2 separate regions of the Homo sapiens genome follow, and region 1 is linked to region 2. Evidence: read pairs that join two places in POLR2A ChIA-PET (ENCODE). Cell type or tissue: PC-9. All regions are shown on one strand. Each heading gives the region's core, and the rest is flanking DNA. Links, peaks and the distances in the headings are about the cores only. Region 1 holds the start of NRM (nurim). Region 2 holds the start of LINC02569 (long intergenic non-protein coding RNA 2569).

Evidence for each region. ChIA-PET counts read pairs that join two places held together with the same protein. Peaks named below come from ENCODE experiments on the same cell type or tissue, not always from the same donor. Only the 100,000 strongest peaks of a DNase experiment are listed, where the experiment ranks them.
Region 1: POLR2A ChIA-PET joins it to region 2 with 35 read pairs; 7 of 35 experiments call an interaction of 5 or more read pairs at or near these places.

What each region holds. Positions count from the first base shown.
Region 1 is chr6:30,688,565-30,696,592 of GRCh38, reverse strand. NRM (nurim) reads left to right here and starts at 5,609. Exons shown (of 4, transcript NM_001384369.1): 1 at 5,609-5,751; 2 at 6,350-6,546; 3 at 7,141-7,317; 4 at 7,651-8,028. The coding sequence starts at 5,619. The coding sequence ends at 7,932. In PC-9, for the core only: no CTCF peak of the experiment used is centred there; a DNase peak (open chromatin) is centred at 1,062.
Region 2 is chr6:30,507,591-30,524,743 of GRCh38, reverse strand. It overlaps LINC02569 (long intergenic non-protein coding RNA 2569), which reads right to left and starts at 8,478. Exons shown (of 2, transcript NR_149088.1): 1 at 8,133-8,478; 2 at 5,164-6,031. RefSeq lists enhancers at 6,295-6,794, 9,897-10,674. In PC-9, for the core only: no CTCF peak of the experiment used is centred there; DNase peaks (open chromatin) are centred at 8,083 and 8,513; H3K4me3 peaks cover 1,308 bases; H3K27ac peaks cover 1,852 bases.

The DNA of each region.
Region 1 (8,028 bases), core at 117-2,616, 180 kb before region 2:
ATTGCATGAGCCCAGGACTTCACGGGCAACCAGTCTGGGCAACATGGCAAAACCCTGTCACTACAAAAAATACAAAAATGGGCTAGGTGCGGTGGCTCACGCCTATAATCCTAGCACTTTGGGAGGCAAGGTGGGTAGATCACCTGAGGTCAGGAGTTCAAGACGAGCCTGGCCAACATGGCAAAACCCCATCTCTACTAAAAAATACAAAAATTAGCCGGGTGTGGTGGCTCATGCCTGTAATCCCAGCATTTTGGGAGGCCGAAGGTGGTTGGATCACCTGAGGTCAGGAGTTCGATACCAGCCTGACCAACATGGAGAAACCCGTCTCTACTAAAAAATACAAAATTAGCTGGGCGTGGTGGTGCATGCCGGTAATCCCAGCTACTCCGGAGGCTGAGGCAGGAGAATCACTTGAACCTGGGAGGTGGAGATTGTGGTGAGCCAAGATCATGCCGTTGCAACAAGAGCAAAACTCCGTCTAAAAAAAAAAAAAAATTAACTGGGCCTGGTGGCTCACGCCTGTAATCCCAACACTTTGGGAGGCTGAGGCGGGTGGATCATGAGGTCAGGAGATCAAGACCATCCTGTCCAACATGGTGAAACCCCCTCTCTACTAAAAATACAAAAATTAGCTGGGCGTGGTGGCGTGCGCCTGTAGTCCCAGCTACTCGTGAGGCTGAGGCAGAAGAATCACTTGAACCAGAGAGTCAGAGTTTGCAGTGAGCCAAGATCATGCCACTGCACTCGAGCCTGGCTATAGAGGGAGACTCTGTCTCAAAAAATAATAATAATAATAATAAAAAAATTAGCTGGGCATGGTGGCATGTGGCTGTAATCCCAGCTACTGGGGAGGCTGAGGCTGCAGAATCACGTGAACCCGGGAAGCAGAGGTTGCAGTGAGCTGAGATCATGCCACTGCACTCCAGCCTGGGTGACAGAGAAAGACTCTCTCTCAAAAAAAAAAAAAAAATTTAGCCAGGTGTGGTGGCACATGCCTGTAATCCCAGCTACTTGGAATGCTGAGGTGGGAGGAGGTCAAGGCTGCAATGAGCCATGATTGTGCAACTACATTCCAGCCTGGGTAACAGAGCACGACTCTGTCTCCAAAAAAAAAAAAAAAAAAGGAAAAGAAAACAGTTATTCAAACAAATTCTTGTACGTGAGTGTTCATATCAGCACTTTTTACAATAGCCAAAAAGGTGGAAACAACACAAATATTCATCAGCAAATGAGTGGATAAACAATTGTGATATATCCATATAATCAAATATTATTCAACCATAGAAAAGGATGAAATACTGATATATGCTACAATATTTTGAGGATGAATATCAAAATATTTTGCTAAGTGAAGGAAAGCCAGAAACAGAACACATATTATGTGATTACACATGTAAGGAATATCCAGAATAGGTAAACCCATAGAGAACAAGAGCAGATTTGTGGTTGCCAGTGGCTGTGGGGTGGGGGAGATGAGAAAATGGGGAGTAACTTCATGGGTATGGAGTTTTATTTGGGGGTGATGAAAATGTTTTGAAGGCCCAGCGTGGTGGCTCATGCCTGTAATCCCAGCACTTTGGGAGGCTGGGGCAGGTGGATCACTTGAGGTCAGGAGTTCGAGACTAGCTGGACCAACATGGTGAAACCCTGTCACTACTAAAAATACAAAATTAGCCAGGCGTGGTGGCACATGCCTGTAATCCCAGCTACTTGGGAGGCTGAGCAGGAGAATTGCTTGAACCTGGGTGGCAGAGGTTGCAGTGAGCGGAGATCAGCCATTGCACTCCAGCATGGGCAATAAGAGCAAAGCTCCATCTCAAAAAAAAAATGTTTTGAAATTAGATAGAGGTGGTGGTTGTACCTATTACTAATATACTAATGTACTAAATACCATTATATTATTCTCTTTAAAGTGGTTAGGCTAGGCCGGGTGTGGTGGCTCACGCCTGTAATCCCAGCACTGTGGGAGGCCAAGGTGGGTGGATCACCTGAGGTCAGGAGTTTGATTGAGACTAGCCTGGCCAACATGGTGAAACCCTATCTCTATTAAAAATACAAAAATTGGCCAGATGTGGTGGTGGGCGCCTGTAATCCCAGCTACTTGGGAGGCTGAGGCAGGAGAATCACATGAACCCAAGAGGCGGAGGTTGCAGTGAGCCAAGATCGCGCCATTGCACTCCAGCCTGGGCAATAAGAGCGAAACTCTGTCTCAAAAATAAATAAATAAATAAATACAATAAAGTGGTTAGGCAAGGCATGGTGGCACCCTGGGAGGCTAAGGCAGCAGGATCACTTGAGCCAAGGAGTTTGAGACCAACCTGGGTATCATAGTGAGACCCCATCACTACAAAAAATAAAAAGTTAGCTGAATGTGGTGGCGCATGCCTGTAGTCCCAACTACTCAGGAGGCTGAGGCAAGAGGACCATTTGCCCAGAAGTTCGAGGTTGCAGTGAGCTGTGATCATACCACTGCACTCCAGCCTGGACCGCAACTCAAAAAAAAAAAAAGGTTAATTTTATGTTGCATGAATTTCAATTTTTAAAAAATAGTTGATTACTTATGTACACTTTTCTGCATGTAAGTAATACTTAAGTTTGGAAAACTTTGGTGTAGTAGAAATAGCATGAGATTTGCCAAGCATTTTGCTGGCTATTAAACATATCTAATCTCATAATATACATTAAGCACAGCCATTGTGGGGGTGGCAGACAGTATGACCCAGATAAATATTAGTCCCCTTGCACAACTCAAAGCTTTCATACTCTAAAATTGTCCATGTCCCGGAGGCCCTGATTTCTTTCTTTCCATTTTTTTTTTTTTTTTTTTGAGACAGAGTTTCACTCTTGTTGCCCAGGCTGGGTTCAATGGCGTGATCTCGGCTCACTGCAGCCTCCGCCTCTCGGGTTCAAGTGATTCTCCTGCCTCAGCTTTCTGAGTAGCTGGGATTACAGGCATGCACCACCACGCCCAGCTAATTTTGTATTTTTGGTAGAGACAGGGTTTCTCCATGTTGGTCAGGCTGGTCTCGAACTCCCGACCTCAGGTGATCCACCCACCTTGGCCTCGCAAAGTGCTGGGATTACAGGCGTGAGCCACTGCACCCGGCTCCTTTTTTTTTTGTTGTTGTTGTTGAGATGGAGTCTTGTTCTGTTGCCCAGGCTGGAGTGCAGTGGCGCGATCTCGGCTTACTGCAACCTCCGCCTCCCAGGTTCAAGCAATTCTCCTGCCTCAGCCTCCCAAGTAGTTGGGACTACAGGTGTGTGCCACCACACCCGGCTAATTTTTGTATTTTTAGTAGAGACGGGGTTTCGCCATGTTGGTCAGGCTGGTCTCTAACCCCTGACCTCGTGATCCACCCACCTAGGCCTCCCATAGTGCTGGGATAACAGGCATGAGCCACCGCGCCCAGCTCCTTTTTTTTTTTTTTTGAGACGGAGTCTCACTCTGTCACCCAGGCTGGAGTCCAGTGGCGAGATCTCAGCTTATCGCAACCTCCACCTCCCGGGTTCAAGCGATTCTCCTGCCTCAGCCTCCCGAGAAGCTGGGATTACAGGCTCCTGCCACCACACCTGGCTAATTTTTGTCTTTTAAGTGGAGACGAGGTTTCACCATGTTGGCCAGGCTGGTCTCAAACTCCTGACCTCAGATGATCCAACTGCCTCGGCCTCCCAAGTGCTGGGATTACAGCTGTGAGCCACTGCGCCCAGCCAGAGACCTTGATTTCTTACCATACCTGCTGTCTGTAGAGCACCATGTAGCACTCAGCTACACTCCCTCTTCATGAGTGGTACTATTTAAATGCCTCAGGTTAAACATCTAGAGATTAGGGATCTTTTCTTACACTTCCTTGTATTTTATTTATTTATTTTTTTGTTTGAGACAGAATCTTGCTCCATCACCCAGTGGATTCTCCTGCCTCAGCCTCCCAAGTAGCTGGGATTACAGGCGCATACCACCACACCCAGCTAATTTTTAAAATTTTTTAGTAGAAATGGGGTTTCACCACGTTGGCCATTCTGGTCTCCAGCTTCTGGTCTAAAGTGATCCACCCACCTCAGCCTCCCGAATTGCTGGGATTACAGGCGTGAGCCACCGAGTCTGGCCTCTTACACTTCCAATGAACCCCATAGCTTGTAGCACATTGCTTTGTGTGGTAAGTGTCTCTATTCATGGTCCTAGCAGGAAATGAATAGCACAGTGAAATTAGGATAATTTGGGGGAGAGTTTAATAAAGTGATAATTACAAAGAAGTAGGCAGGGTGTAGGGAAATCAGAAAGAATAGTGCAGTGCCTTAGTACCCACAGCTCTGTTGTGATCACCTCCAAGCTCAAAAAGATGAGGACAGAGCAGTCGTGTAGAGAGGACTTTCTTTTTTTTTTTTTCTTTTCTTTTTTTTTTTTTTTTTTTTTGAGATGGAGTCTTGCTCTGTCGCCCAGGCTGGAGTGCAGTGGCGCGATCTCGGCTCACTGCAAGCTCTGCCTCCCGGGTTCACGCCATTCTTCTGCCTCAGCCTCCTGAGCAGCTGTGACTACAAGCGCCCGCCACCGCGCCCGGCTAATTTTTTTTGTATTTTTAGTAGAGACGGGGTTTCACCGTGGTCTCGATCTCCTGACCTCGTGATCCACCCGCCTCGGCCTCCCAAACTGCTGGGATTACAGGCGTGAGCCACCGCGCCCGGCGAGAGGACTTTCTCAATAAAAACTGTGACTTTCATTGATACCGTCCATTTGGGACAACTTACTGAAGCAGAAAGCAGGGTGGAGACTGAATTCAAGGGAAAACATAAGATGTCTGGTACAGCATACAACAGCATTGATTCAGAGGAGGGTGGGAGTACTGAGCCCAGGAGACGGAGAAGGAATGTAAAGCCTGCGAGAGGCTGCTCAGCAATTATCTGGTCCCTTAGCCTACAGGATTAGCAGCTTCCTAACTCAGGCAATTATCTCTCTGGACCTGTTTCTTCTATCTATAAGTTGATGGAATTAGTCTAATGATATCTAAGGTCCCTACTATGTGTACGTCTACTGTGACAAGGTCCTTAGCTGCATGATCTTTAATTCTGACAAAGGTTACTATCACAAATATTTTAACATGTTTATTCTCGTGGTTACTAATCAACAATCTCTGGCACTATTACAACAAACCTTTCAGTATTTACAGAGAAGTTATTTGCCATTCTTAGCAACTGGCCAGTCAACAACTCAACTTTATAGTAAGTTACAGAATTTATTCTGTATATTGTATTCTGTACAATGTATTCCATACATTAATTTATTTTGTGGTAAAACAGTAACTTTTCATTTTAGATGGGAAAACTAGACGAGCTGAGATTCAACCCACGTGAGCGGCTGCAGAGCCGCTACCCTTAACAGCTCTCTCTCGGGATTCTAACATTCCCTTCTGTGACGGAGAGACAGCAGGCCGGGACACGCATCCCAGGACGGATCCACAGCTGGATGGGGAAGGCTGCGCCAGGCGGGCCGGAAGCCTGGCGGTGGCGTGCAGGAGCCCCGCCCTCCTGGGCTGGATTCAGCCGGGGGCGGGGCCGCGGGCGGGGCCTGTGGCAGCGGGAATCCCGACCCCGCCCCTTTCCCCACCCCTCCATTTCTCGCCATGGCCCCTGCACTGCTCCTGATCCCTGCTGCCCTCGCCTCTTTCATCCTGGCCTTTGGCACCGGAGTGGAGTTCGTGCGCTTTACCTCCCTTCGGCCACTTCTTGGAGGGATCCCGGAGTCTGGTGGTCCGGGTGAGCGGGAGGGATCGAGGATGAACTGGGAGGAGGAAGGTGGAGCCGTAGGAGAGGGATTGAGGGCGGGGCTTGGAAACAAATGACAGGGGAAGTCCAAGAGAGGGAACTCGAACCTTGAAAGCGGCCGAGAAGCTACAGGGGAGGGAGACCTGAGTTCTAAATTAGGAACTCAAGGATTAGAGTTTTGGAGAGGCGGGAGAGTGAGGACTGAGGGAGCCGAAAAGGGCGGTGACCGGAGTATTCTAAGTAAAGTGTTTTGTAGAGAGGACTGTTGAGAGGAGAGTGTTAAAAAGAAGGAGCATTTGGAGAACCGAAGTAAGAGGGGCAATCCAGCGTGGCCTCTCCAGCCATGCTTTTTGCAACTGCCTAACATGTGGTGTTCTATAAATCCTCTTCCCCAGGTTTGCAGGAGGCCTAGGGAAGAGGGCAGAAACTAGGGATGGAAAAGTGAGATGGGCACAGCCTAGAGAGGAAGCATTAAGGCTCTTGAAAGCAGTAAGGGACATGGCCTGGGGATCCAAGAGGAGATGAGGGTGGGGGAAACATTCTGCCACTGTTTCGATCTTTTGTCTCTTTTTCCCTCAACTTCCTGTAGATGCCCGCCAGGGATGGCTGGCTGCCCTGCAGGACCGCAGCATCCTTGCCCCCCTGGCATGGGATCTGGGGCTCCTGCTTCTATTTGTTGGGCAGCACAGCCTCATGGCAGCTGAAAGAGTGAAGGCATGGACATCCCGGTACTTTGGGGTCCTTCAGAGGTCACTGTATGTGGCCTGCACTGCCCTGGCCTTGCAGGTATGAGGCCCTGGCCTTGCAGGTATGAAATCCTGGCAGTTGAGTCCCCAAGGGAGACCAAGTGTGGGAGGGGTGCCGTGGATTGGAGGGGCAAAATATGGGTTCAGGAGGAGAATTGAGGAACTAATCTCAGCTTCCATTCCTCCACAGCACATATCCTACTTTTTATCAAGAAGGGTGTACTTGTCCTTCCCTAAGCACAAGATATGCTTCTCACCTCTGCAACTTTGTTTATGTCCTGCTTGAGATCCCTTCTCTTCAGTCCTACCCTTTCTTCAAAACCACTTCCCTAGGTCTGAAGAGAAGGCCTTGTCTGTCTTTTCACTGGGTGGTTGGCACAGGCTACTACTTTGCGTAGCTATCAGGTCACCCCATCTATTCTATAAGTTCTCAGGGTAGAGACAGGCCATCCTTACATCTTTGGGACCTCACCCAGCACGCACCCTCCACATGGTGAATATTTGGTGGTGATGCTTAGGAGAGAGGTGGGGGAGAGTTGCAGGCTAGCCTGTGGTGGGGGCAGATCTGGGTCTGGGTCTCCCAAGGTCGGGCAGACTAGGCCACTGGGATACCCAGCCCCTTATCCTTCCACAGCTGGTGATGCGGTACTGGGAGCCCATACCCAAAGGCCCTGTGTTGTGGGAGGCTCGGGCTGAGCCATGGGCCACCTGGGTGCCGCTCCTCTGCTTTGTGCTCCATGTCATCTCCTGGCTCCTCATCTTTAGCATCCTTCTCGTCTTTGACTATGCTGAGCTCATGGGCCTCAAACAGGTGAGGCTCCGAGATCCCTACCTATGACCTCTGACCCATTTTAGAACTCCTCGTTCCCTTTCAAGGGTTTCCCTCCTCCCATGCTCTTCTACTGTCTCCCTGCTTCTCCCTCGTGGCCCTTCCCTTTGACTTTCCCTCGTAAGGGCAGCAAGCATGGGCCTCCTGGGCCTGGGGAAGGTACATGGATCAGAAGTCAGGATCAGGGATCCAAGTCTCAGAAGGGGGGTTCCTGGGCCTGAGTTCTAGAAGGGTGGTGCCTGGAAGAGGAGGAAAGAAGTGCCCAAGATGAGAAAAGGGCTTGACTCCATTTCTAAGCTCTTCTCCCTCTCTTAGGTATACTACCATGTGCTGGGGCTGGGCGAGCCTCTGGCCCTGAAGTCTCCCCGGGCTCTCAGACTCTTCTCCCACCTGCGCCACCCAGTGTGTGTGGAGCTGCTGACAGTGCTGTGGGTGGTGCCTACCCTGGGCACGGACCGTCTCCTCCTTGCTTTCCTCCTTACCCTCTACCTGGGCCTGGCTCACGGGCTTGATCAGCAAGACCTCCGCTACCTCCGGGCCCAGCTACAAAGAAAACTCCACCTGCTCTCTCGGCCCCAGGATGGGGAGGCAGAGTGAGGAGCTCACTCTGGTTACAAGCCCTGTTCTTCCTCTCCCACTGAATTCTAAATCCTTAACATCCAGGCCCTGGCTGCTTCATGCCAGAGGCCCAAA
Region 2 (17,153 bases), core at 7,001-9,500:
TACATCTATTGAGATAATCATGTGGTTTTTGTCGTTGGTTCTGTTTATGTGATGGATTACATTTATTGATTTGCATATGTTGAACCAGCCTTGAATCCCAGGGATGAAGCCGGCTTGATCATGGTGGATAAGCTTTTTGATGTGCTGCTGGATTTCGTTTGCCAGTATTTTATTGAGGATTTTTGCATTGATGTTCATCAGGGATATTGGCTTAAATTTTCTTTTTTTGTTGTGTCTCTGCCAGGCTTTGGTATCAGGATGATGCTGTTCTCATGAAATGAGTTAGGGAGGATTCTCTCTTTTTCTATTGATTGGAATAGTTTCCGAAGGAATGGTACCAACTCCTCTTTGTACCTCCAGTAGAATTTGGCTGTGAATCCGTCTGGTCCTGGACTTTTTTTGGTTGGTAGGCTATTAATTATTGCCTCAATTTCAGAGCCTGTTATTGGTCTATTCAGGGATTCAACTTCTTCCTGGTTTAGTCTTGGGAGGGTGTATGTGTCCAGGAATTTATTCATTTCTTCTAGATTTTCTAGTTTATTCGTGTAGAGGTGTTTATAGTATTCCTGATGGTAGTTTGTATTTCTGAGGGATTGGTGGTGATGTCCCCTTTATCATTTTTTATTGTGTCTATTTGATTCTTCTCTCTTTTCTTCTTTATTAGTCTTGCTAGCAGTCTATCAATTTTGTTGATCTTTTCAAAAAACCAGCTCCTAGATTCACTGATTTTTTGGAAGGGTTTTTTGTGTCTCTATCTCCATCAGTTCTGCTCTGATCTTAGTAATTTCTTGCCTTCTGCTAGCTTTTGAATGTGTTTGCTCTTGCTTCTCTAGTTCTTTTAATTGTGATGTTAGGGTGTTGATTTTAGATCTTTCCTGCTTTCTCTTGTGGGCATTTAGTGCTCTAAATTTCCCTCTACACACTGCTTTAAATGTGTCCCAGAGATTCTGGTATGTTGTGTCTTTGTTCTCATTGGTTTCAAACAACATCTTTATTTCTGCCTTCATTTCATTATTTACCCAGTAGTCATTCAGGAGCAGGTAGTTCAATTTCCATGTAGTTGTGCAGTTTTGAGTGAATCTTAATCCTGAGTTCTAATTTGATTGCACTGTGGTCTGACAGACAGTTTGTTGTGATTTCTGTTCTTTTATATTTGCTGAGGAGTGTTTTACTTCCAATTATGTGGTCAATTTTAGAATAAGCGTGATGTGGTGCTGAGAAGAATGTATATTCTGTTGATTTGGGGTGGAGAGTTCTGTAGATGTCTATTCGGTCCCCTTGGTCCAGAGCTGAGTTCAAGTCCTGGATATGCTTGTTAACCTTCTGTCTCATTGATCTGTCTAATATTGACAGTGGGGTATTAAAGTCTCCCATTATTACTGTGTGGGAGTCTAAATCTCTTTGTAGGTCTCCAAGGACTTGCTTTATGAATCTGGGTGCTCCTGTTTGGGGTGCATATGTATTTAGGATAGTTAGTTCTTCTTATTGAATTGATCCCTTTACCATTATGTAATGCCCTTCTTTCTCTCTTTTGATCTTTGTTGGTTTGAAATCTTTTTTTTTTTTTTTAGTCAGAAACGAGGATTGCAACCCCTGATTTTTTTTTTGCTTTCCATTTGCTCGGTAGATCTTCCTCCATCCCTTTATTTTGAGCCTATTTGTATCTTTGCACATGAAATGGGTCTCCTGAATACAGTACAACGATGGGTCTTGACTTTTTATCCAATTTGTCAGTCTGTTTTTCAGTTGGGGCATTTAGCCTATTTACATTTAAGATTAATATTGTTATGGGTGAATTTGATCCTGTCACTATGATGTTAGCTGGTTATTTTGCCCATTAATTGATGCAGTTTCTTCATAGTGTCAATGGTCTTTACACTTTGGCATGTTTTTGCAGTGGCAGTGGCTGATACCAGTTGTTCCTTTCCATGGTTAGTGCTTCCTTCAGGAGCTCTTGTAAAGCAGGCCTGGTGGTGACAAAATCTCTCAACATTTGCTTGTCTGTAAAGGATTTTATTTCTCCTTCACTTATGAAGCTTAGTTTGGCTGGATATGAAATTCTGGTTTGAAAATTCTTTTCTTAAAAATGTTGAATATTGGCCCCCACTCTCTTCTGGCTTGTAAGGTTTCTGCTGAGAGATCCGCTGTTAGTCTGATGGGCTCCCCTTTGTGGGTGACCCGACCTTTCTCTCTGGCTGCCCTTAACATTTTTTCCTTCATTTCATCCTTGGTGAATCTGACAATTGTGTGTCTTGGAGTTGCTCTTCTTAAGAAGTATCTTTGTGGTGTTCTTTGTATTTCCTAAATTTGAATGTTTTCCTGCCTTGCTAGGTTAGGGAAGTCCTCCTGGATAACATCCTGAAGAGTATTTTGTAACTTGGTTCCATTCTCCCCGTCACTTTCAGGTACACCAGTCAAATGTAGATTTGGTCTTTTCACATAGTCCCATATTTCTTGGAGGCTTTGTTCATTTCTTTTCATTCTTTTTTCTCTAATCTTGTCTTCTTGCTCTATTTCATTGAGTTGATCTTCAATCACTGATACCCTTTCTTCCACTTGATTGAATCAGCTACTGAAGCTTGTGCATGAGTCATGTAGTTCTCGTGCCATGGGTTTCAGCTCCATCAGGTCATTTAAGGTCTTCTCTATACCGTTTATTCTAGTTAGCCATTTGTCTAACCTTTTTTCAAGGTTTTCAGCTTCCTTGCGATGGGTTTGAACATCCTCCTTTAGCTCGCAGAAGTTTGTTACCAACCTTCTGAAGCCTACTTCTGTCAACTTGTCAAACTCATTCTCCATCCAGTTTTGTTCCCTTGCTGGTGAGGAGCTGTGATCCTTTGGAGGAGAAGAGGCAATCTGGTTTTTGGAATTTTCAGCTTTTCTGCTCTGGTTTCTTCCCATCTTTGTGGTTTTTTCTACCTTTGGTCTTTGATGTTGGTGACCTACAGATGGGGTTTTGGTGTGGATGTCCTTTTTGTTGGTGTTGATGCTATTCCTTTCTGTTTGTTAGTTTTCCTTCTAACAGTCAGGACCCTCAGCTGCAGGTCTGTTGGAATTTGCTGGAGGTCCACTCCAGACCCTGTTTGCCTGGATATCACTAGCGGAGGCTGCAGAACAGCAAATATTGCTGCCTGATCCTTCCTCTGGAAGCTTTGTTCCAGAGGGGCACCTGCCTGTGTGAGGTGTCTGTTGGCCCCTACTGGGAGGTGTCTCCCAGTCAGGGTACACGGGGGTCAAGGACCGACTTGAGGAGGCAGTCTGTCCATTTTCGGAGCTCAAATGCCATGCTGGGAGAACCACTGCTCTCTTCAGAACTGTCAGACAGGGGCGTTTAGGTCTGCCAAAGCTGTCTGCTGCCTTTTGTTCTGACATGCCCTGCCCACAGAGGTGGAATCTAGAGAGGCAGTAGGCCTTGCTGAGCTGCAGTGGGCTCCACCCAGTTCAAGCTTCCCGGCCTGTTTACACTGTGAGCATAAAACTGCCTACTCAAGCCTCAGGAATGGCGGACGCCCTCCCACCCCCCCAACAAGCTGCAGCATGCCAGGCCAATCTTAAGACTGCTGCACTGGCAGTAAGCAAGGATCCATGGGCATGAGCCCCACCGAGCCAGGCACGGGAGGGAATCTCCTGGTCTGTCAGTTGTGAAGACCATGGGAAAAGCCCAGTATTTGGGCAGGAGTGTACTGTTCCTCCAGGTACAGTCTGTCACGGCTTCCCTTGGCTAGGAAAGGGAAATCCCCTGACCCCTTGCACTTCCCAGGTGAGGCGATGCCCTGCCCTGCTTTGGCTCGCCCTCCATGGGCTGCACCCACTGTCCAACTAGTCCCAATGAGATGAACCAGGTACCTCAGCTGGAAATGCAGAAATCACCCATCTTCTGTGTTGGTCTTGCTGAGAGCTGCAGACCGGAGCTGTTCCTATTCCAGCAAGATGCTTTTAAAACCTTAGAGATGATGGATCCCAGACACCAAGCTTCTGGCTGTGGCTTGGCCTTTCTAAGTATTCAACAAGTCTGTCTTTTCCAAGTGTCTTTAAAGACCAGAAATACCTGTTTTTAACACACAGGGTTGCAAAATTCAGAGGAGATTGGCGAGCATCCCTCTTGTCTGCCCCACATGTGTTTCTTTGCCAGAGGCCACCGTGGCGAGCAGGGGCCTGTGACTGCCCCAACCAAAATTTTGGAAAGTCATTCTGGCGCTACCAGATGCCCCGAGGTTCCCAGGTTGGAGTCTTTCTCTCCCACTGGGTTTCTCCTGCAACTCTTCCCAGCCCACTGGCCCCACTGCCAGAGCACACAGGAGTCCGGACACACACCGCGGGACAGCCTGACTCGCTACTGCTCTCTGCACGTGCTATATGAGAGGGTTCTTTTGAGAACAGAAAATGCAGTGACTGAGCAGGAAAGGGTGAAGGAGGAAAACCAGAGGTCGCATGCAGCCAACCAGGCATTACAAAAATGCCTTCTGGAAAAGTGCACTTGGAGTTGGTTTCCAGAGAAAATGAAAAGTCCCTCCAGAGAAATGTAAAGGCCAGAGAAACGAAGACTCAGAGAATGAAAAGGCCAACCCTGCTCATCCAGTAGCCCAGGGCTAGCCCAGACAGACCCATTCTCTTGTTGGGCTTATGACTCTGGGTGAGTCTTGGTTTCTTTCTCACCCCAAAGCCAATGTTAAACCTACAAATGAAAAAGAACACTTAAAAGGATGATCTGGGCCAGGTTCAGTGGCTCACGCCTGTTATCCCAGCACTTTGGGAGGCTGAAGCGGGTGGATCTCTGGAGGTCAGGAGTTTGAGACCAGCCTGGCCAACCTGACAAAACTCTGTCTCTACTAAAAATACAAAAGTTAGCCAGGAGTGGTGGCGGGTACCTGTAATCCCAGCTACTTGGGAGGCTGAGGCTGGAGAATCACTTGAACCCAGCAGGCAGAGGTTGTAGTGAGCTGAGATCTGCCACTGCACTCCAGCCTGGGCAACAAGGGTGAAACTCTGTCTCGAAAAAAAAAAAAAAAGGATGATCAGCAACTTGGCAAATCGTAGCCATGTTTGTTAAGTGGAGGAAAAGTATTAAACATATTATGAAAACAGAAATGGTAGTCATGTCAAACAAACAAACATTACATATGTAGGGAAAAAGATTGGCAACAAATACACAAAAAATAAAGTTCTGTTTTGATATTCTGAATTTGAGTGGTTCCCCACACCCTCTACAATTTCCAAGTTTTATGAAACATGTTGTCTCCTTTAATTAAGGCAGCAGTAACCTCTACGCACGTGATCCCCACTGCACTCTAAAACTTCCAATTAGGCCGGGCGTGGTGGCTCATTCCTGTAATCCCAGCACTGTGGGAGGCCTAGGTGGAGAGGATCACTTGAGTCCAGGAGTTGGAGACCAGCCTGGGCAACATGCTGAAACCGTCTCTACAATAAATACAAAAATTAGTGGGGCATGGTGGCACACACCTGTAGTTCCAGCTACTTGGGAGACTGAGACGAGAGGATTGCTTGACTCTGGGAGATCCAGGTTGTAGTGAACCAAGATCATGCTGTGTCCGGAATTGTTGGGTTCTTAGTCTCGCTGACTTCAAGAATGAAGCCGTGTACCCTCGCGGTGAGTGTTACAGTTCTTAAAGATGGTGTGTCCAGAGTTTGTTCCTTCAGATGTTCAGATGTGTCCAGAGTTTCTTCCTTCTGGTGGGTTCATGGTCTCACTGACTTCAGGAGTGAAGCTGCAGACTTCCGCGGTGAGTGTTATAGCCCTTAAAGGTGGCATATCTGGAGTTGTTCGTTCCTTCTGGTGGGTTCGTGGTCTTGCTGGCCTCAGGAGTGAAGCTGCAGACCTTCACAGTGAGTGCTACAGTTCATAAAGGTGGTGCACCCGAAGTTGTTTGTTCCTCCCGTCTGGAGTTGTTTATCCCTCCCAGTGGGTTTGTGGTCTCGCTGGCTTAAGGAGTGAAGCTGCAGACCTTCACAGTGAGTGTTAACAGTTCATAAAAGCAGCGTAGACGCAAAGAGTGAGGAGCACTAAGATTTACTGCAAAAAGCAAAAGAACAAAGCAGCTTTTACGGTGTGGAAGAGGACCCGAGCACGTTGCCGCCGCTGGCTTGGGTGGCCTGCTTTTATTCCCCCATCCGGCCCCACCCACATCCTGCTGATTGTTCTATTTTACAGAGAGCTGATTGGTCCATTTTACGGAGAGCTGATTGGTTCATTTTACAGAAAGCTGATTGGTCCGTTTTGACAGAGTGCTTATTGGTGTGTTTACAATCCTTTAGCTAGACACAGAGTGCTGATTGGTGAGTTTACAATCCTTTAGCTAGACACAAAAGTTCTCTAAATCCCCACCAGATTAGCTAGACACAGAGTGGTGATTGGTGCATTTACAAACTTTTAGCTAGACACAGAGTGCTGATTGGTGCGTTTACAATCCTTTACCTAGACACAGAGTGCTGATTGGTGTGTTTACAATCCTTTAGCTAGACACAGAGTGCTGATTGGTGCATTTACAATCCTTTAGCTAGACACAAAAGTTCTCCAAGTCCCCACCAGACCCAGAAGCCCAGCTGGCTTCACCTCTCAATGGCACTCCCGGGACTTTGCCGCGCCTAGTGGGGCACTCCGGCAGCCCAGAGGGCGCTCCTCCCCCACCCCCCCATCAAGCCCAGCAGGCGACGCCAACCTTGCCCCCAGTGCAGGGCCTGCCTAGCCCGCACCCACCCGGAACACCACTGGCCCGGGAGCACCACGCGCAGCCCCTGTTCCCACTGGCGTCTCTCCCTCCACACCTCCCCCCAAGCAGAGGGAGACGGCTCCGGCCTCAGCCAGCCCCAGAGAGGGGCCCCCACAGCACAGCAGTGGGCTGAAGGGCTCCTCGAGCCCGGCCAGAGCAGACACCGAGGCCGAGGAGGCGCCAAGAGCAAGCAAGGGCTGCTAGCAGGTTGTCACCTCTCAATGCCACTGCACTCTAGCCTGAGTAACAGAGCAGATCTGGTGTCAAAAAATAAAATAAAAAATAAAGAACGAGACCAGGCACGGTGGCTCACGCCTGTAATCCCAGCACTTTGGGAGGCTGAGGTGGGCAGATCACGAGCTCAGGAGTTTGAGACCACCCTGGCCAACATGGCAAAACCTTGTCTCTACTAAAAGTACAAAAATTAACTGGGCATGGTGGTGGGTGCTTGTATTCCCAGCTACTCAGGAGGCTGAGGCAGGAGAATCACTTGCATCTGGGAGGCAGAGGTTGCAGTGAACCCAGATCGCGCCACTGCACTCTAGCCTGGGCAACAAGAGTGCAACTTCGTCTCAAAAAAATAAATAAAGAAAAATAAAATGAAACCTCCAATTAAAAGGAGAAATTCAACCAGGTGCAGTGGCTCACGCCTGTATCCCAACACTTTGGGAGGCCAAGGTGGGTGGATCGCTTGAGGTCAGGAGTTCGAGACCAGCCTGACCAACATGGTGAAACCCCATCTCTACTAAAAATACAAAAAATTAGCTGGATGTGGTGGTGCACACCTGTAGTCCCAGCTACTCGGGAGGCTGAGGCAGGAGAATTGTTTAAACTTGGGGCGTGGAGGTAGCAGTGAGCCGAGATCACGCCATTGCATTCCAGCTTGGGTGACAGAGCGAGACTCAGTCACAAATAAATAAATAAATAAATAGGCCAGGTGCGGTGGCTCACGCCTGTAATTCCAGCACTTTGGGAGGCCGAGGTGGGCGGATCACCTGAGGTCAGGAGTTCGAGACCAGCCTGCCCAACATGGTGAAACCCCATGTCTACTAAAAATACACACACAGACACAAAATAGCCAAAATTAGCCAAAAAATTATAAATAAATAAAATAAAAAGATAAGTTGCACACTCAGGAGGCTGAGGCAGGAGACTCGCTTGAACCCAGGAGGTGGAGGCTGCAGTGAGCCGAGACCACGCCATTTCACTCCAGTCTGGGCGACAAAGCAAGACTCTGTCTCAAAAAAAAAAAAAAGACAAATTCAGCAGAAGCATTGCTTGAGTAACACGGAAACTCAGAACCAGGAAACTGAAGGCGGTTACTCCACATACATCTGGGGCAATAAGTGAGCTGTTCCAGCGCGGCTTACGCTGTGGGCGGAGGCGGGCAGGAAATTCACTTACAAGTCTGTGCCAGGAAACAGGAAGAAGGTGCCTCCTGTGATACAAGATACAGACGTAGTCTCCTATCCAGGAAACAGGGACAGAGCCGCAGACCAGATAAAGATACGACCAACATTTTTCATTAAATATTCTCAACGGATTATTTACATTTTTTCTAGAAAAGTAAAATTTAAACCTGAATACATTTGATAACTATGGAATGTGAGCATTCACGTATGCTTGTGACCTGGTTCCTCTACGCTTCAGGGGTCGCCCTGGTCCCAAAGCGCTTCCTGCCGCTCCCACTTCCTCTGTTTTCACCGGAGGGGCAGCCACAGTTCTCGGCTGAGAGAAACTCGGTCGTTCTGTTTACCTCGTGAATGATTGGCTACAGATCCCAGAGAGGAAATAGGGACCCACCCCTCAGTTGTTATGCAATCTGGGGCGGAGTCCGGGGTCCATAGCCTTTCTGAGGGTAACCTGAGCGGGAGAAGTTGTTGCGCCTGATCTCAAACAGCCTTTCGCACGGAAAAGGATTCCTAAAAGTGGGGTTACTCCTCCACAGCAATAGCGTCCTTAAAATAGGGGCTCCCGGCTGGGCGCGGTGGCTCACCCCTGTAATCCCAGCACTTGAGAGGCCAAGACAGGCGGATCACCTGAGGTTGGGAGTTCGAGACCAGCCTGAACAACATGGAGAAACCCCCTCTCTACTAAAAATACAAAATTAGCCGGGTGTGGTGGCGCATGCCTGTAATACAAGCTACTCGGGAGGCTGAGGCAGGAGAATCGCTTGAACCTGGGAGGCGGAAGTTGCGGTGAGCCGAGATGGCGCCATTGCACTATAGCCTGGGCAGCGGCAAGAGCGAAACTCCGTCTCAAAAAAAAAAAAAAAAAAAAAACTATATATCTATCTATCATCTATCTATCTATCTATCTATCTATCTATCTATCTATCTATCTAGGCTGCCGGTGAGGACGTGAGGCACGTGCCACTGAGCCACTGAGAATTTACCCCCCTGGGCAAGTCTGTGAGGCCAGGGCCCCTAGGGAAAAAAGCCTTTCCCAGATTTTAGGGCTCATATGCCTGCAGTGGGTTGGTAGGGATCGGGGAAGATGATGAGGTTGGGATAAGGAAGTGGTACCAATAGAAAGACTAAGCAAACCAAACCAAATCAAACTTTCCCCTTTCCATCCCTGTCCTCCTCTTTGCAATCCCATTTGGGTGGCTGAAGGCAGACCCTGACCAGAGCCATCCTTGCCGGCTTCTTTTGTCTTGCTCTGTGGGGAAACGAGTGAAGAAAAAAGCAGAAGGAAAGGCAAGTGAAATGGAGCCCTCTGTGAAGAACTACGACTAGGGTCACACAGAGCAAAATTCCTAGCCTTCCTTTGAGGAGTAGCCGTATTTCCATTTAAAAAGGACCCACTTTATGCAAGATTCAGGGCTGGGAATTGGTCCTTCCTGCCTCAAGAATTTCAAAGACTTCTAGAGGAGAGTGTCCAAAGACAGACAAGAAAGTGGCCAGTGCCCTGAAGAAAGTCAGGGGGTCCAGGGGAGTGTGAACCCTGAATATCTGAGACAGGTCTCAGTTAATTTAGAAAGTTTATGTTGTCAGGGTTGAGGATGTGTGTCGGTGACACAGCCTTAGGAAGTCCTGATGACATGTGCCCAAGTTGGTCAGGGCACAGCTTGGTTTTATACATTTTAGGGAGACATGAGACATCAATCAACATATGTAAGATTAACATTGGTTCGGTCTGGAAAGGCGGGACAACTTGAAGCAATGGTGGGACAACTCCAAGTGGCGAGGGGGCTTCCAGGTCATAGGTAGATAAGAGACAAATGGTTACTTTCTTTTGAGTTTCTTTTTTTTTGAGATGGAGGCTCGCTCCTGTTGCACAGGCTGGAGTGCAGTGGTGCGATCTTGGCTTGTTGCAACCTCCACCTCCCAGGTTCAAGCGATTCTCATTCCTCAGCCTCCCGAATAGCTGGGATTACAGGCATGTGCCACCACGCTGAGCTAATTTTTGTATTTTTAGTAGAGACGGGGTTTCACCATGTTGGCCAGGCTGGTCTCGAACTCCTGGCCTCGGGTGATCCATCCGCCTCGGCCTCCCAAAGTGCTAGGATTACAGGTGTGAGCCACTGTGCCCGGCCTCTTTTGAGTTTCTGATTAGCCTCTCCAAAGGAGGCAATCAGATAGCATTTATCTCAGTAAGCAGAGGAGTGACCGAATAGAATGAGACGTAGGTTTGCTCTCAGCAGTTCCCAACTTGACTTTTCCCTTTAGCTTAGTGATTTTCGGGCCCCAAGATTTATTTTCCTTTCACAGGTATCCCCTGTTCAGTTCAGACTGAACCTGAGGGGGTGTAGGGATGTACTCCAGGCTGGAGTGAAGTGGCATGATCTCGGCTCACTGCAACGTCTGCTTTCTAGGCTCAAGAGATCCTCCCAACTCAGCCTCCTGAGTAACTGGGATTTCAGGTGAGCACAACCATGCCCAGCTAATTTTTGTATTTTTAGTAGAGACGGGGTTTTGCCCTGTTTCCCAGGCTGGTCTGGAACTCCTGAACTCAGGTGATCCACCCACCTCGGCCTCCCAAAGTGCTGGGAATACAGGCGTCAGCCACTGTGCCCAGCCAAATTCTACGTCTTTTAAAAAATTAAGAGAAGAAATTAGTAAAATACACTTAAAGTTTTTCGTATGAAACTTATTTAGTGTTTCTGATGATTTGTTCTTGTGGATTGGACTTACAATCTGATGTGGTTCCTTTGTTTCAATGTAACTCCATCTTTTCCCTATCCTTTGTACCATTATTGTCATATGTGTGTGAGTGCATATATACACACACATTATCTTTAGATGTTACAAACCCAACACTGTAATTTTATAATTGTTGTTTTATGTAATTTCTTTTAAAACAGTTAAGAAATGAAAAGGAGCCAGGCATGGCGGTGTGCATCTGTAGTCCCAGCTACTCAGGAGGAGGCTGAGGTGAGGGGATCACTTGAGTCCAGGATTTGAGGCTGCAGTGAGCGATGGTCAAACCACTGCACTCCATCCTGGGTGAGAGAGTGAGACCTTGTCTCTCAAAAAAGAAAAAGAAAAAGAAGAGATTTGTAGTTTTTAGTTTTTAGTTTTTAAAAAATAATTACCAACATATTATTTTTTCTGATGCTGTTTGTTTCTTTTACAAATTTTACTTTTTTTAATGTAATATTTTTGAGATGGAGTCTTGCTCTGTTGCCCAGGCTGGACTACAGTGGTGTGATCTTGGCTCACTGCAGACTCCACCTGCTGGGTTCAAGTGATTCTTGTGCCTCAGCCTCCCAAGTAGCTGGGATTACAGGTGTGCGCCACTGTGCCTAGCTACAAGTTTTATCTTTAATTGACATACAATAATTGTTTTTCATTGGATTGGGATTATTATCTGGTGTCATTTCTTCTCAGTCTGAAGAACTTACTTTAGTATTACATTAGTGTTTCTTGTAAGACATATCTGCAAGAGATAAATCTCCCTAGTCTTTGTTTATGTAAGAATATGTTCATGTTGGCTTCTCTTTTTGTTTTCTTTAGAATAAATTTTGGTTTTGGAGACAGGGTCTCGCTCTGTTGCCCAGGCCGGAGTGTAGTGGCATGATCATGTCTCATTGCAACCTCAATCTCTCGGGCCTAAGAGAGCCTCCTGCCTCAGCCTCCTGAGTAGCTAGGACTACAGGTGTGCACTACCACACATGGCTAAATTTTTTTTTTTTTTTTTTTTTTGCAGAGACAGGGTCTTACTTTGTTGCCCAGGCTGGTCTTGAACTCCTGGGTTCAAGCGATCCTCCCACCTTGGCCTCCCAAAGTGCTGGGATTATGGGTGCAAACCACTGTCCCTGTACCGGTCTTCAGTTTTGAAGGATAATTTTTCTTGATGTAAAATTCTTGATTGCTAGCTTCTCCCCACTAACCCCCAAATTTGCATATGTTACTGTCTTCTTTAATTTTTTTTTTTTTTTGAGACAGAGTCTTGCTCTGTTGCCCAGGCTGGAGTGCAGTGGCACAATCTTGGCTCACTGCGCCTCCGCCTCCCGGGTTCAAGCAATTCTCCTGCCTCAGCCTCCCGAGTAGCTGGGATTACAGGCATGTACCACCACACCCAGCTAATTTTTATATTCTTAGTAGAGATGGGGTTTCACCATGTTGGCCAGGCTGGTCTTGAACTCTTGACCTCGTGATCTGCCTGCCTCAGCCTCCCAAAGTGCTGGGATTATAGACATGAGCCACGGCACCCAGCCCATGTTACAGCCTTCTAACCTCCATTGTTACTGATGAGGTTAGCTATTAAGATTATTGTGTCTGTGTGTATGAGTGTATTTGTATGAGATGAGTTTTTTCTCATTGCTTTTAAGATGTCATTTCTATTTTTGGCTGGTAATAGTTTCAGTATAATATATTAATGTTTAGGTGTGAATCAATTTTTTTTTTTTTTTTTGAGACAGAGTCTCACTCCATTTCCAGGGCTGGAGTATAGTGGCATGATATTAGCTCATTGCAACCTCTGACTCCGTGGTTCAAGCAATTCTCCTGCCTCAGCCTCCCGAGTAGCTGGGATTACAGGTGTGCATCACCATGCCCAGCTAATTTTTGTATTTTTATTGAGACAGATTTCACCATGTTGGCCAGGCTGGTCTCGAACTCCTGACCTCAAATGATCCACACACCTCAGCCTCCCAAAGTGCAGGGATTACAGGCATGAGCCACCGTGCCTGGCCGACAATTTCTATTGACTGTTTCTCCCTGCAAATGGATTGCATTTTCCTATTTCTTTGCCCTTTTGTAACTTTTTTGGAAAACTGAAAATTTTAGACAATATATGCTAGCTCTGGATTCCAATTTCTTTCTCTTGGGGGTGAAGGTGGTTGTTGTTTTGTTTGTTTTTATAGTGACTTGCCTGTACTAATTCTGTGGAGTCCCTTTCCCTTGCAGTATGAGGGTTCAGATATTTTTATAGTGACTTGCCTGTACTAATTCAGTGGAGTCCTTTTCCCTTGCAGTATGCAGTATGAGGCTTCAGATATTTCTGCTCAGATATTTCTGCTCAGGTTCCTTTTTGTTTTTGAGACAGAGCTTCACTCTTGTTGCCCAGGCTAGAGTGCAACGGCGTGATCTCGGCTCACTGCAACCTCTGCCTCCTGGGTTCAAGCGATTCTCCTGCCTCAGCCTCCCGTCCTTTTTTAATTCTTATTTTTATTTTTAAGCCTGAATTCTTAGGGGTTGCCCCTGGATCAGCATAGCTTAATGGTCAGCCAGTGATCTGTTAGAGTTTGTGCTTAAATGCCTTAAGCCAGTAAGGCTTCTAACCCTGCTGTTGGAGCTGTGTGTGATTTGGAGGGTACTTTCAAAGTTCAGAGAGTTTACAAGTGAGCCATGGCTTTCTCTTTATTTCTGAGACCTCATATTTAGTTGCAGGGAGGAGTAGCTTCCTATAGCCTTCTCAAGTCTCTCTTCTAAGCAGTTATAACCCTGTGTGCTGCACATAGCTTTTTAAACTACCAAAGTTAAATGGTATTTTACTAAGGCATTCTTTGTCTGTTTTGTTCCTTTGATTTCCCTTTTAAATTTCTGGCTAGTCTGCTATTTTGCTGCTTCTCCCAACCATTGTCATGACGCAGGCTAGCCACACCGTTAGGCTTTGCTAATGAATTCTTCTGTGAAAAAGTACTGCCACATCTTCCCATTTATTTATTTAAGAATTTCTTTTATCAATATGGGCTAATGGATACTTATTTTATTCTATGGGTTATAATCCAATTCCATTATTACTTATTTTGTTGCTCAAATTGTTTCCATTTTAACTATTGGAATTATTTCCAGTTGGCTCCTGTGTCCCTTTGATATGGTTCTCACCTTTTAATCGAGCATGTAAATACTTTCTGACATCATAGGATGCCCCAGTCCTAGAATCGACCGTTTCTCCAAGGAGCCGGAATGCCGTTTTGTTTTCAATTTAAATTTTTTTTGTGTAGAGATAGTGTCTCACTATGTTGCCCAGGCTAGCCTCGAAATCCTGGCCTCAAGCGATCCTCCTGCCTCAGCCTCCCAAAGTGCTAGTATTACAGGCGTGAACCACCATATCTGGCCTGTCAGATTCTTTTAATTTTTGGTTTTTAACTTTTTATTATTGAAAACTTAAAATTTATAAAAAATTAGAAAGAATAGCAAAGTGTTTCCATCACTCAGCTTCAACAATCATCCCTCCCTTAGAGAATCCTAGTAATCTGAACAGGAATGTGGATCAGCAAGGCCTGTTTAGGTGACTAAAGCAGTGAAAATTATCTCCATCAATTGTGTGGGATGAATTTTCAACAGCAACACCTATAGCAGAGAAAAGCAACAGCTTCTTTTCTGTTCTTAGCACTGAAGGGGACTACGAGTGTACCCTTTGGCTGTGGGGTGCTTAGACATTTCACAGGAAGCCCCAAGAGGTATTAGAATGGATCACTGGAAAAATAAAGTTGTGAATATATTTGTATCTTGGGTTTTTAGTGGAAGCTCACATTAGTTACAGTTATGACAAAACCTATTCTCTGTACACCCAAGGGTCTTTTTTGGTCACAAGAGAATATTTTCAAGGGGAATTTAAAAACATAAGAAACCACGTTTACGCTGGGCACAGTGGCTCATGCCTGTAATCCCAGCACTTTGGGAATCTGAGGCGGGCAGACCACTTGAGCCCAGGAGTTTGAGACCAGCCTGGCCAACATGGTGAAACCTCGTCTCTACCAAAAATACAAATAATAATAATAATAATAATAATAAAAATAAAGCAGGGCATGGTGGCGTGCACCTGTAGTCCCAGCTACTGGGGAGGCTGAAGTGGGTGGGAGAATTGCTTTAACTGGGGAGGCAGAGGTTGCAGTGAGCTGAGATTGTGCCACTGCACTCCAGCCTGGGTGACAGAGTGAGAGCCTGTCTAAAAAACAAACAAACAAACAAAAAACCACGTTTAGTCTGAGGAACAGTACCTCGTGGTACATTGCCATAATTAGTTCCCAAGAGAAGATTGAGTGTCAGGCCCTGGAGAGGCCTGGAGCACTAATCAGGGAACCAAGGCTGGGGAGGGTGGGGGAAGGCCCAGCTAGATCTTTCATTCCTGATCTTCTTTCTCACGATCCAAAGAGATGTACTTACTACTTTTTGTCATTATGTCTGTTAAGTATTTTTAAATTCACTGGTTCTCTCTCATTTTTTTTTTTAGCTTTAACTTCCGCTACAGTTTACCACAACTTCCTGGTTCCTCCCCTTTGTGGTCACAAAAACATTTCCTAGTTGAGATACATTTTCTTGACTTGAGTCTCCTTTCTCTGGTTCATTTGGTGCCTTTATCAACTCTATGCATAGTGAGGTTTTAAGTCTTTATAAAGATCATTGGCACATGAGGGGGTCTGCAGCCTACTGTCCTATTTACTCAGTTTGGTGTTATTCTACTATATTTGTGATGTCAGGAGCCACACTGTCTGGAAATGATGCTGGGAGGTCATTCTGGGTTGCCTGAAAAACAAACTCATTAGAACCTGGGGCTCCCTCTTCTTCCAGTGAGTGGGGTTTCCAAAAGTTAGAATCCAGTGGAACCAGGGGTGTTTTTCTCACTCCTGGCAGAGGGACGTGTGACTAGCCATGGGCCCCTAGGTCTCCAGTTCCTGGGTAGCTTGTATTTTTGAACATCTCCTGTATATTAGTTATCATTACAGCATAAAAATTGTCCTAAAATAAGTGGCTTAAAACAACACACCCTTATTATCTCACAATATTTGAAGGACAGCAATTCAATACAGCATAGCTGGGTCCTCTCTTCAGGGCCCCTCAAGGCTGCAATCATAGTTGGGGTCTTCCCTGAAGACTCAACTAGGAAAGGATGAGCTTCCAAGCTCACTAACTTAGTTGTTGGTAGGAAGCACGAAGGGTGGTAGGACTGAAGGTTTGGTTCCTCTTGAATGTTGAGTTGAGAGCACTCTCAGTTCCTCACCACATGGACCTCCTTAACATGGCAGCTTGATTACTTGAGTCAGTAAATGAGTCTGCTAGCAAGATAAAAGCCACAAACTCTTATTGTCTACTCATGGATATGATAGACTTTCACCTTTGTCATATTCCATTGGTTAGAATTAAGTGACAAGGTCCATACCAAACTCAAGGTGGGAAGGATTCCACAAAGACTCGAATACTAAGATGGGGGATCACTGGAGACCATCTTAGAAGTCAGGTTAGCACAACCTGTCAATAACTGACACTCTAATCAAGAGTGCTAGGTGCCTACGCTGTTTGTGTGCCTCTTCATTGATAAGGCTGCTCTCATGCTTGACTCATAATGGAGAGCAATAACACACTGCCTCATCCCTCCCCTCCACCTGCATGTCCAGTAGTGTGCCTGGTTTGCTCTTCTATGGAAAAATAAAAGGAATTGGACTCATGCTTTCTCTTTACTTGCTGACACTGAATTGAAAATTCCCTCAAAAGCCTATTTCTTAACCCATAGCATGCGATATTCTGGCTTTTATCCTGAGCCCTGGTGAACAACAGGTGGTGACCCCAAGGGACCTGCTTTGCATGACAGCCTCACACCTGGTTTTCCTCTCAGTCCTCTCCCAGTCTCTCCTCTTTGCCTCATAAGTTTAGTTACACCCCGAACACTGTCTTTTGGCTATTTTATGGATCCTGTTTGCAGCTTGAGGCACAGGTTATTCCTGCCCTTTGCCCACCATCTGCTCCTGGGACCCCAGCCTGAGTGGAAGAGGTCTTGGAGTGTGGCTTGGACATTATTAATCAGGTTTTCTCCACACCAGCACACATACACACCCATGTGCACACAAACACACAGGCACACCCCCCACACACATGCATGTGCGTGCACACACACACACATGCATGTCGACACACACACACACTTTGTTGTGGAATCTGGTGCCTGTGGTCTTATGTATTTTCGCAGGAATTTGTGCTTAATGGATATTCCGAGCAGTCTTCATTGGTTACCCACGCCCACTGTTATGCTTTATGA